Regions from separate parts of the Homo sapiens genome. Here region 2 is linked to region 1. A link is a contact called in ENCODE Hi-C or POLR2A ChIA-PET data. All regions are on one chromosome and are shown on one strand. Each heading gives the region's core, a stretch centred on a gene start or an enhancer-like site at or near the end of the contact. The rest is flanking DNA. Distances are from core to core; before and after follow the strand shown.

Region 1 (6,460 bases), core at 1,712-4,211:
AACATTTTATTCAACTTCATTGAATGAAAGAATTTACTTAACATGCATTTAAATGAATGAGGGAATTTACTTAATATTCAGTTAAAAGTAACAGCAAGGTATTTCTGTAGTCCTTATACTAATTCTAAATCCAAAATTAAAGTAAAAGTTATATTTTGCCCAGAGATTAAATAAGAAAATGTGTAGTGTATTACTAAAACTGAATTATGAATCTTAATCTGTATTTATAGAACTTTTCTAAAAACTTCCATAACACATATTATATACCATTTCACCATTTACAAAGTTCATTTGTATTACTTCATGTAATTCTTACAACAATCCTATAAAGTGGACGTAATTATTTTCCCCAATTTTTTTTATAGTTGAAAAAACTGAAGCTAAACATAACTTTCCCAGTTCACACAGGTAGTAAGTGGTGAAGCCAGAACTTGATTTAACTGTAAATTTCAAAGCAACTTTATTTTGAAATATTAAGAAAAAATAACAGGAAAAGAAATCTGCCATCAGAGAACCATAAAAATCAGGCAGATTCACAGAATTTTGCCTCAAATAGCAAAAGCCAAAGTCATAGGGCTGAGACTTTCAGAAGACCTCCAAGTTCAAACCAAAGATAGCATGTCTTGAAGACAAAACTGGAGACAATTTTCTACCATTTAGAGCTGTCTACAATGGAATGGCTACTTGGAAAAATATTAAGCTCCTCATGAGAGTGCCCATTCAAGTGGCAGAAGTGCCCCAGGATTTTACAGCTGGGACTCTGGATGCCTGACAAGATCATCTTAAGGTTTCTCCAACTCTAAAATTCTATGATAATCTAGCTGTCAATCTCCGTAGCTTTTTCTGCATTGGTAGAAATTATTCTTTGAAAAAGTTATTCTAAACTGAGAAACACTGGTGAATTTAGAAAAACAAGAAGGGAAAGGTGATACGTCAGTGGCAAGTTTCTTATGCTCATCTGGTTGAAATATTCAAATAAATTTTTATTTTAAAACAATTCTGCATAAAAATATAAACACGTGTTTTGTTAAATATTTGGTATGCTACAACCTCAGCACAGTGCTATGCACAGAAAACATCACTCAACAAATATATATTTACACTTTATATGTAACACATATATATATACATGTATCTATTGCATGCATACATAAATGTATAAAATAAATGTATTTTGACTGTGCTATGCATTTATATGTTATGTATTCAAGACAGTTTTAACTCTTGCTGCCAGACTGCCAGCAGAAGATGAAAACAACATTTTAGCAAAAACATCTGTCTCCTTGACCCCTTCAGGAAAACGCTGAGATCTAAAGGGCAGTTCTGGTCAAGTTGGTGCTCTGTGAAAAAAGTCTAACATGCGATATTTACAATTCCTAACATGAAGTGGGCAGCAAGGTTTTAAACCAGGGTCCTAGGTTAAGACTTTTACATGGCTCTTAAGTTTTTGGTTTGAAATGCTGTGAATTCCAGTATCTGTCCCATATATAATTTTAAAACACTTTCCAACATCTGATATACAAATGCTTTTAGGGGTTTATCCGGTTCACAGCTTCTTCACCATATTGGAGTAATGCTGGTTAATCTAAATCACTGAAATAAACCAGTGCCTGAGAGCCACAGGTACCAATAAGCAACACAATTTATTGGAGACTGTCTTTCTAGGTGAACCATAAGTATAGACACGGAAGGAAGATTCTTTTCTCCCTAATGAATGGTGAAAGTGTATGTAGTATATGCTTCTGACACAGTCTTTGGAGAGCTGATTCAAAGTCTTCTCAAGTAACATATAGCTTCCCAATCGTAAACAATCTAACTTTTTAATTGCAAATGCAAAAAAACCCCTAAGAAATTCAATTAAAATTAATAAAATCGTTTTATTCGCGCTCATAGCAGAGGGAACTAGTCTAACAGGCTAAAAGCAACCTCCTGAAAGGAAGAAATCCTATCTCAGGTAGTGGAGCAGTCTCCTGGACCAAGCAATGTGCTGTCAAATTGTATAAGATTAACGGTTTTCGAGGAGGGAAAAACGTTTTGGCGATGGGACTAGTTGAGGAAAAAGCACTCTGAAGTGCTGATTCCCGTTCAGTTCAGCCTAGAGACTGCAAGATGTCCCACAGAAGATGACATCTTGTTGAAGTCATGTGCTACAGCAGGCAAATCAGGAGATGCAAAGAGCCAAGTTTCATCCCAACTTTTAAAGCAACTTTTAAGCATCCCCACCCTCACCCAGCTTCCTCCCTGGACCTTGACCGGGAGGGTGCAGGAGGTAAGCCTTTGGGAGAGGCAAGGACTGCGACAGTAAAAGCGCCTAAACTCGCCCACGACCCGGGCTGGGGGATAACTCAAACTTTCCGTGCCTGGAAAGGCTGCCTGGCGGCGGAGGCGGCGCCGGCGCGCGGAGTCCCTGCGGGCGCCCGCACATCCCAGGCAGCTGTGCGTTCGTTGGGGCGGTTGCGCGGGCGGCCACCGCCCCCCAAGGGCAGATGGGGCACGGGGCGGTCCGCGGGGTCCGGCTTCCAGCCGCCCCCGCCCCGCCCGTCGAAGCAGAGCCCGTGAGTTGCCTCGCGCCGCGTCCGCGGGGCTCAGACCGTTGGCAGCGGCAGTTCGACCGTTGGCGGCGGGACTCAGGCGGCTCGCGGCGTCGGCTGACAATTTCAACCCCCCGCCCCCGCCCCTGTCCCATCCCAGGGCACTCCGGCGGGGGTGAGGGGAGGACCAGATAGCACGAGGCGACTCCAGGGAAAAGTTTTGTGGCGCCCGCTGCGCCGCTCCGACGGCCCGGGGACTGCGGGAACCCTGCCTCCCACGCGGGCCCGAACCACCCCCGGGAGCCACCCGCCCGCTCACCCATCCGTGCCCGCAGCTCTCTCAAGGATGGGCTGCCGCCAGCGCCAGCTGCGGCGCCGTCCGCCATCATCGGAGTCGGGACCGGAGGCGGTGGTGGCTCTCCGCATACATTGCGCAGGCGTCGGCGCGGCCTCCGCTTGGGTCGTGGCCGGGCTGCCGGTGGGCGGGGCGGGGCGGGGCGGGGCGGGGCGGGGCCCGAAGGGCCACCGCGCCCGCCTCGGACCTGCGAACCGGGCAGGATTGCCCCTTGCGTCCCACGTCCTGACCGGCTGGGCAGCGACTACCTGGTCTAAAGAAACCCTCTCCTATGTTCCGTGCTCTGCCCCTACTGCATTGTGAGGACTAGCCAATCAGCACCCAGCTTGGCCCCCCCAACATTCCTTTCTTCACCTTTACCTAGCAACACAGTAACATTCCTTCCTCATTCATTCATTCATTTAAAGAACATTTACGGCGTGCCTCCTGGGTGCGCTTGTATCATGAGTTTACTAGTCCTTGAAACATTACACAAAGAAAGACCCAAGTTGGGGGAAGAAGCCTAGGGAGAGGTTGGGAGTCGCAGGCTTGCTTTGAGGTGCTAGGGGCCCCATCATGAGTAGGCTTCCCTAAACTGTTGCACAATAAATCATGACACATAGGTCTCAAAGTTGGGTGAAATATCTTTAAGATGTTTGTGAGTCTTCAAAGAGAGGCAGAGGACTTATTGGCATCAATCTCTCCGGATTTTGGGAGAGACTCTACCAGGTTGCAGAATGTTTTTCCCATTCACAAGGAAAACCGTCATTGGCCTGAGGCTCCTTTAAGGGGCAGACCTCACTTCATGGGGGCTTGCCCTTATGAGGTGGAGTCACCACTGTTGTGAGTGTGTGTGTAGTGACATAGTTGTAGGCACGCAGTTTATGGTTGGGGCCATTAAGTGTGGTGCAGGAGATCCCAAAATGGGGCTGGACCACTTGTGAGATGGGCACTTTGGCGAGACCACTGAGTCTCCAAATGACATGGGAGCTGTAAAATGGAAGAAGCTAATAATAGCATATATTACATATGTTAGCAATGATAGCATAAGTTACATATATTAATATATAATATATATAATATGTAATATGGGGCAGGCACGGTGGCTCATGCCTGTAATCCTAGCATTTTGGGAGGCTGAGGTGGGTGGATCATTTGAGGTCAGGAGTTCGAGACTAGCCTGGCCAACATGGTGAAACTCCGACTCTACTAAAAATACAAAAATTAGCCGGGCATGGTGGTGGGTGCCTGTAATCCCAGCTACTTGGGAGGCTGAGGCAGGAGAATCGCTTGAACCCGGGAGGTGGAGTTTGCAGTGAGCCATGATAGCACCACTGCACTCCAGCCTGGGTGACAGAGCGAGACTCTGTCTCAAAAAAAAAAAAAAAAAAAAAAAGAAAAGAAAAGAAAAAGAAAAAAAAGACATTACGTTGCACCTACAATTTTAACAAAAATTAAAACGTGGTCAATAAGTGTTTGCGATGATGTAGATTAATACAAGTGGGGGGCCAGGCACGGTGGTTCACACCTGTAATCCCAGCCCCAGCACTTTGGGAGGCCCAGGCAGGTGGATAACCTGAAGTCAGGAGTTCAAGATCAGCCTGGCCAGCATGGGGAAACCCCGTCTCTAGTAAAAATACAAAAATTAGCTGGGCGTCGTGGCGGGCCCCTGTAATCCCAGCTGCTCGGGAGGCTGAGGCAGGAGAATCGCTTGAACCCGGGAGGTGGAGGTTGCAGTGAGCCGAGAGCTGCCACTGCACTCCAGCCTGGGCAACAGAGCGAGACTCTGTCTCGAAGAAAAAAAAAACTAGTGGCAAAAATAAACAGTTTGGCATTATAACTCCCGAAGCTCTGCTTCTAAGTAAATACAGAGACCAATGCTTTGCATGATATCCAGGATGGTAGCCATTCATGATTATTAATACGACACACATATGATTAGGGTGCCCACAAAACACACACACATACACAAACACAAGTTCAGCTTTCATGACCTTATCTGGAACTCCGCAAACAGAAAATTTAGCAAAACACATCAGCTTTGTAGTTTCTTGCAAAAATGTTGAACCCAAATCTAATAATGAAGAAACATTCAGACAGAGATAGAGACTGTGATATAGTCCACAAAATAACTGGCCCCAATGCTTCAAAATATTAGTGTCATGAAAGACTAACAACAAAAATCAGAGAAGTGTTCCAGATCACAGGAGGCTAAAGAGACCACATGCAATGTATGATCCTTGATTACAACCCTAATTTTTAAAAGAAGCTTGAAAGGGCATACGTTACTGGCATAATTAGAAAATTTGAATATGAACTGTATGGTACATGATATTGTATCAAGGTCAAATTTCTTGGGTGTGGGAATGATGTTGTAGTCACCTAGGAAAATGCACTTCTTCTTAAGAAATAAATAGTCACGCCTGTAATCCCAGCACTTTGGGAGGCTGAGGCCGGCACATTGCTTGAGCTCAGGAGTTCCAGACCAGCCTGGCCCAACATGGCGAAACACCATCTCTAGAAAAAAATAAAAACACAAGACAAAAACCCAAAAATTACCTGGGTGTAGTGGCACATGCCTGTAATTCCAGCTACTCGGGAGGCTAAGGCAAGAGAATCGCTTGAACCCAGGAGGCGGAGGTTGCAGTGAGCTGAGATTGCCTGCTGCACTCCAGCCTGGGAGACAGAATGAGACTTTGTCTCACGAACACAAAAAAAGACATAAATATTGAAGAATGTAGGGGTAAAGATTTGAGGTTTTTCCAAATAAGAAGTTAGATAATTTTTTCTTTATTTTTTGAGATGGAGTCTCACTCTATCACCCAGGCTGGAGTGCAGTGGTACAGTCCTGGCTCACTGCAACCTCCGCCTCCTGGGTTCAAGCGATTCTCCTGCCTCAGCCTCCCAAGTAGCAGGAATTACAGACCTGCACCCCCACGCCCGGCTAATTTTTGTATTTTTAGTAGAGACGGGGTTTTGCCATGTTGACCAGTCTAGTCTCCAACTCCTGAGGTCAAGTGATTCACCCTCCTTGGCATCCCAGAGTGCTGGGATTACAGATGTGAACCACTGCGCCCAGCCGAGTTTTTTTCAATCTAGAAGTTTGTCTTCAACTTATTTGTAAACACTGTCACTTTGAAAAATAAAATTTGATTGGGAATTACACATGGGGAGGCACCCTACTAGTCTTTTCAGTGTTTAGAGCCTCTAAAGGCCTCAGTCCAGCCAGGGTGTAGGAGGAAGAGGGGAGATAAGACATCCAGGAATAACCACATACAGGTGGCATGAGTAGGATTTAGGCGAGTAACTGAAACGGCTTCCAAGGGCTAAGGGATGAGAAATCAGTCCTGTTTGGAGTGATCAGAGAAGTCTTTGTGGAAGAATTAGCACTTATTCTGGGCCTGAGATGGGGACTGTGGGAACCACCTCCAAAAGCGAGTAACCACGTCTTAATTCCAGCCCATGGTCGCTGAGTGGGCAGATGGGCCCATCTGTGGCCAGATATTCCCACTTTTCAAAATAAACTCGAAATCTGGATCTTAATGTAAAATCTATTTTTAAATGATGACATTAAAAGTAAAAACAAAAACAAAAA
Region 2 (6,460 bases), core at 1,352-3,851, 100 kb after region 1:
ATCAAGGAAGTGCCCAAATAAAGCAAAACTGGGATGGTAACGTCCTGTTCTGCTTTTTGATATGGAGCCGAAAGTGTTGGTTCTTGACCTTGGAGTTAAATTAAGCTAAGTTTAGGCATGAGACGTTATTATTTGGTTTACTTTAAAACAGAGAACACTTTTCACCAAATTTACAGAAGTCAAATTTCTTGAACTAAATGAATAAAATTAACCTCCTTATTTTTAATTACAGTTTCCTTCTACAATGTTGAAATGAGCTTCTCTGTCTTTGTTGAAGAGCCAAGGATCCCTATTACCAGTGTTATAAATGAATTTACGGAAAATTCGGTAAAATAATCTTTTGCATATTTATGGCATATATAAATATATGTGAATATATACATTTATATATATGACAGAATATATTAAAACTAGGCTTTACTTTTTTCTACCAATAATAAATTTCACAGCTAAGTAGTTTTTTTTTTTTTGCTGCAAATCTGTCTACTCTGTAAGCAACATCATGAGAATGTATGCAATCTCTCTTTCATAGTGCCAATGTTGAAAGCTTTTATGGAACGTTATTATTTTCATTTGTTGAGATCTGTACATTTCCCTTTAGAGACACAAATTCTGAGTCTTTGCCAAATTTTCCTATTTGGGAAAAGTGGGAGAGCAGTGATAACAAAATGTATACTTAAATACAATGGTATTTAAGTATTATTGTTTTCTGCATTTTATTTCTTTTTCCAACACAATGAATGTTTTACTTATCCTTAATTTTTTCTTGATATGACTAATACATACTCTCTGTAACAAAATCAGACATTGACATCAAAAACCCAGAAAGTAAATGTCCTCTCTCTAATACTGCTCTGTGCATTAACTCCTCTTAATAGTTTAAGGTACATTCTTTTAGATATTTTTTCTGTGCATATTATAACATTGATGCATGTGTGTTCTTTTACAAAATAATTGTAGTTGTACTAGTTATGCTATTTTTCAACTTGCTCCCCCTCCTCTGCACTTAACCATGTATCTTTGCACATATTCATGCTGGTAAATATAAATCATACACTTTAACAGATGCATAGGGTTTCACTACATGGTTGTAGTATAGTTTTTTTTTTAAATCCTTTGGTGGACATTTAAGTTGTTTCTATCTTCTTCTCTATTTAGAAACAATGCTGGGCTGGGCACTGTGGCTCATGCCTGTAATCCTAGCACTTTGAGAGGTTGAGGCAAAAGGATTGCGTGAGCCAAGGAGTTTGAGACTAGCCTGGGCAACATGGCGAGATCTTGTTTTCTTTAAAAAAAAAAAAAGTTTAAGAAAGAAACAATGCTGAAAACAATTCCCTAGAAGTAAATTTTAAGGCACTTAAGTATTTTTATAGGATAAATTCCTAGAATTGGAATCAGTAGATGAAAAGATGTGAACCTTTCACATTTAAATAGCTGTCACTAAATGGCCTCCCAGATAGGTGACACCAACTTGCACCATCTCCCAACAGCAAATAATCATATCTGTTTCCCTTCTTTCCCTGTCAGCACTTATTTTCAAGTGTCTATGGCTTGGTTATAAATCCTTGAAAATGGGTGGGTGTATTAGTCTACTCAGGCTACCATAACAAAATGCCACAGACTGGATGGCTTAAACAACAGATGTTTATTTTCTCACAGTTCTGGAATCTGGAAGTCTAAGATTAAAGTGCTGGCAGAGTTGGTTTCTGGTGAGGCCTCTCTCCTTGGTTTGCAGATGGCCATCTTCTTAACTGTGTCCTCACATGGACTTTCCTCTGTGCATACGCATCCCTGGTCTCTCTTTTTCTTCTTATAAGGACACTGGTCCTGTTGGAGTAGGGCTCCACTTTTATGATCTTATTTAACCTTACATCCCCAAAGGCCTTATCTCTGAATATAACCACATTCGGGGTTAGGGCTTCAACATTTGAGTTTTGGAAAGACACAATTCAGCCCATAATAGCAGGTAAAACGTAAATGGAAAAACTTAATGGAGCAGATGGAAATGTTGAGCCAGCTGAAATAATGAGTGCAGCTTAATGATCACACCATCCCAAGTGATTTTGCTGAGTTAAACTAGAGGAGCAGAATACTAAAACTGATTTTTTTTTGTCTTGTACAGTTGAATTCTATATTTCAGAACAGTGAATTTTCTCTTGCTACTCTGGAAACCCAAATTAAAAGCAGGTATGTGAATGACATTTACTGTGGGTCAAAGGGCAATTTGAGGGCATTTTGGGTCTGTTCCTATCTGGAGGGGATGTCCTATGTTTATGTCTGAGATTTAGGGCTGCCACATTTTTAGTTGCATCTTCCTTCCTGAGTAGGTTCTTTTTGGCATGAGGAAAAAAATTGTATTACTATTGTAGGGCACAAAGCCAATGGGAGAACAAAACAAAAGAAAATCAATAGGGGAAGTCATGCAGTTAGACTGAGTTACCTCTAATGCCCTTTTCATCTCTAAGTTTCTATGAATCTGTGATTTATACAAAAATCATGCTTTGAAGTGCTATGTATGGACAATGCACGAGGATTTATAAGGCCTTTTATTTTGGAATGATTCACTTTCAGAAAAGAGAAATTCCAAAGTGAACTTGAAATGTCTAAAGCAAGAATGTTGACTAATCCAAGATTTGCTTGGGGCACAAATTTCGAAAGGTGATTGCAGTGAAATGGGCAGGCACTGAGTAGTATCATGGAAACTATGGCAAAGGCAATTGCTCACCTGAGAAGTATTTCCTGTATTCTTTCGCTGCACATATACTAGTCCTCTGTAAAGGGACACCCCGCAGAAGCTCTTTGAAAAATAGGCATGGCTCTGTTAAGCCATGGCAAACTGATTTTTAAAACATAAAATGCTACTGCCTGTCTTCTGTACACTGGGACTTTGGTTTCTCTTACATATCCAAGTATTAATTATTAATCAAGTATTAATTCATATACATATTAATAGGTTCAAGAAAATTCATATAAATGAATGGAGGTAAATGTACGGTAGGTTATTGTCTTAGTCAGTTTTGAGTTACTATAACAAAAATGCTATAGACTAGGTGGCTTAAGCCACAGAAATTTATTGCTCACAGTTCCGGAGGCTGGGAAGTCCAAGATCAAGGTGTTGGCAGGTTCAGTGTCTGGTGATGGCCCTCTTCTTGCTGTGCCCTCAAGTGGCAGAAAGCAGAGAGACAGAAAGCTCTCCTGTCTCTTCTTATAAGGGTACTGTTTCAAAAAAATTCAAACTGTTTTTTTTCCTCTGTTGTCATACCAACACAACAATCAATATAGAAGACTTCTACGACCAAACGTGTGGGGATTTTCCCCCAACACACCAAGCAGCTGACACCAGCTGGTTGTTCTCTACTTCAATTCTATTCTGGTGTTATCCTCTCAAAAATAGCTTCAGATCTCACAGGTCCCCAAGACTGCCCCTCACCCCAGACACTAGTCAAAAGTCCAGGCCTCCAGAACTTCTGACTAACTGACTTCAACTTGGGGTTCCCGTGACCCACTCTTTGAGCTTGATTAATTTGCTAGAGCAGCTCAAAGAACTCAGGTAAATACTTATGTGCATTGGTTTATTATAAAGGATACTGCAGAAGATACGAATGAAGAGATGTGTAAGGCGAGGTAAGGGACAAGGGGAATGGAGCTTCTATGATCTCCCTGGGTGCACCACCCTCCAGGAACCTCCATGTATTCAGCTCTTGGGAAGCTCTCCAAACCCAGTCTTCTTGGGATTTTATGGAAACATCATTATGTCAGCATTCCTTTCCCAAGTCTCATATGAGGCAAGACTCTTTCTGGAGAGGGTCTTAAGACTCACAATCAGAAAGGTGAAGAAAGATTAGAGTTCCGCCTTGGGGCAGGTGAAAGGAGGGTGGGAGAAGATCAGAGAGATTCTGTTTGCTGAAGCCAGCTTCTGAGGCCTAGCACACCTAACATTATAACAAAAGACTGTAACAAGGGCTATGGGAGTTATGAGCCAAGAACTGTGGATGAAAACATATGTGTACACACACACACACACACACACACACACACAGAGACACATATAACACATCAGGCACCGATTCCATTCATGAGAGTTCCACCTTCATGATCTAATTACCCCTCAAAGGCCCCGCCTCCTAATATAATCACACTGGGGATTGGACTTCAACGTTGAATTTTGGGAGGACACAAACATTCACAACATTTAACTCACTAAACCAAAACTAGAGATGTCTGGGGGTATAAAACATTCTTTTTAAAAACTGTGTCTATTATTTTTCCTTATTACAAAAGTAATATGTGACCACTGTAAAATCTTAGAGCTTTACAGAAATATATATATATATAACATGGACGGTAAAAATCTCTGAATACTTGCCTTCCCCCACCCCTTCAAGAACTCCTGTTAACAGCTTATTTTATTGATTTTTCTAGATTTGTTTTCACACATTTACTAAGAGAATAAGATTCTCCTCTACATACTGTTTGACAACTTTCTTTTCATGCTTTGTAATACATCATGTATGCCTTTTCAGGCCAATACATGCAGATATAGCTCATTTGTTTTAATAATTGTACAGGATTCTTTTATATGATATGCCATGATGTTTTCCTCCAATTATCTAGTGATGGACACTTGAGTAATTTCCACTTGTATGTCTATTTTTATGCACTTTTGCTGGTACCATTATGGAATAGATTCCAGGATGCAAGGTTAATAAATCAAAGGCTTGCCACCATTTTGGTATGCATATAATAAGCAAGCCCATTGGAAGCATTCCTCTGGAGCCCTAGCATTATTTGAATTCCAGGCTGGGAGAAGTCTACTGTTCTGCCTCAGAGTTGCCTTTCTCCTGATCTCATGCCCTGTATACTTGGTACTATATTTCATTTTCCTATAATTTTGTAATGCTTTTGATACAGGGACATTTCAGAGGAAGAGATGGTCATGGATCGAGCTATTGTAAGTAATTTTTCAAAATGAATCTACTTGTGACCTATCCTATGCCTGATTAGATGTAAGTCAATAGCTCTTCCACCCAAGTATATATTATCAGGCGAGGCTTTGTTGTGGCAATTGGGGGTCAAATTACATTACTTCCTTTGGGATTGGTACAAAAAGCCATCAAGAAAACCATCCCCTGCTTTTTTGAACTATCCATGTGGCAGCTTTTTGAGGCACATTTTCTGGTCTACAGGGATTGTAAATGGTAAGTGAATTTCTTCGTTATAGATGTCTTGCAAAAAAAACCTAGCTCTTCCAAGAGTGACACAATTGTTTGCAAGACTGGCATTCACACAATAAATCCACCCTCTATTTGTCCAGATTTGAAGCCAGAGTGTGATAAAACTATCTCCCATCATCCTTGCCCCAATTCTCAGTTCTTGTTCCATTGCCTCAAAGCTTTACAATAGCACACTCTAAAATGAGTAGCAAGCACACAGCTTTCCAGGTATTTAAGTGTGAGGTAAGTATTTGATGATACAGAATACAATCAAGCCCACAGTACAGGGGCCAGAAGCAGTGACTCACACCTGTAATCCCAGAGATTTGGGAGGCTGAGGTGGGAGGATTGCTTGAGGCCAGGAGTTCAAGACCAGTCTGAGCAACATGGGGAGACCCCATCTCTACAAAAAATAATTTAAAAATATTAGCCAGGCACGGTGGTGCATTCCTGTAGTCCCAGCTACTGAGGAGGCTGAGGCGGGGGGATCACATGAGCCCAGATTTCAAGGCTGCACTACACTATGATTGCACCACTGCACTCCAGCCTAGGTGATAGAGCAAGGCTCTGTCTCAAAAAACAAACAAACAAAAACCTATAGTGCATAGTGCATTCCAAATTATCCACTATCATTAAAAATATTTTCTGTAAATAGCTGAGTCAGAAATTTTGATATATACACATTATAGCATGATATAACTAAAATTCCTTTCAGTAACAGGTGTAAAATCCTTTTGGTGATAATATGGTCAAGCTGCCTGGGTTGGAACCCCTGCTTTTCCACTTCCTGACTATGAGACCTTGGGCAACTTAATTAACTTCTCTGTGCTGGAGTTTCCTCATCTGTAAGATGAGGACTGTTGGAAGGATAAAATGAGATCATCTATGTTAAGTGTTTAACACTGGGCTTAGAACATAGTAAATGTTTGATAGTGTTTACAATTGTCAATTGCATGTTAATATCTAGATCCAGAAGGCTTAGATTCTGCTCCTAGTTCTGTGTCTTGTCAACTGTGTGATACTGGGCAGACCATTTAACTTCTCTGTGACTCAGATTCCTCATGTAACAAAGAGGGCGACAATCCCTGTATTGCCCACCCTACAGGGTTGGTGTGAGGAGTAAATGCATTGATGTTTTTGAGGGTAGTTTGCAGACGGCAATGAGTTACATAAATGTGAAGCATAATTATATAATTGTTGTTAACAATAAGCCCTGTACTCAGTTATGACATTTGTTTAAAGATTTC

The links. Hi-C counts contacts between places; a loop is a spot of excess contacts on that map. ChIA-PET counts read pairs that join two places held with the same protein, here RNA polymerase II (POLR2A). Pooled maps may share reads with other maps.
Region 2: a loop to region 1 is called in a pooled map, with 2.7 times the contacts of the local background. The contact joins the enhancer-like site here to the promoter of MAP7D3 in region 1. A Hi-C loop is called at or near these places in 1 of 50 pooled maps. POLR2A ChIA-PET finds 5 or more read pairs at or near these places in 4 of 52 experiments (IMR-90, OCI-LY7, activated CD4-positive, alpha-beta T cell and 1 more).

What each region holds. Positions count from the first base shown.
Region 1 is chrX:136,248,439-136,254,898 of GRCh38, forward strand. MAP7D3 (MAP7 domain containing 3) reads right to left here and starts at 2,962. Exons shown (of 19, transcript NM_024597.4): 1 at 2,851-2,962. The coding sequence starts at 2,920. RefSeq lists a silencer at 2,679-3,068.
Region 2 is chrX:136,351,215-136,357,674 of GRCh38, forward strand. It overlaps ADGRG4 (adhesion G protein-coupled receptor G4), which reads left to right. Exons shown (of 26, transcript NM_153834.4): 7 at 233-327; 8 at 2,123-2,187; 9 at 4,912-4,951. Among named protein-coding and RNA genes, the nearest start is that of ADGRG4, 53 kb to the left of the region's middle. RefSeq lists an enhancer at 1,558-2,757. Within about 2 kb of position 2,602, at least 4 of the 41 ENCODE cell types and tissues checked have a DNase peak (open chromatin) inside an H3K27ac peak, as active enhancers do.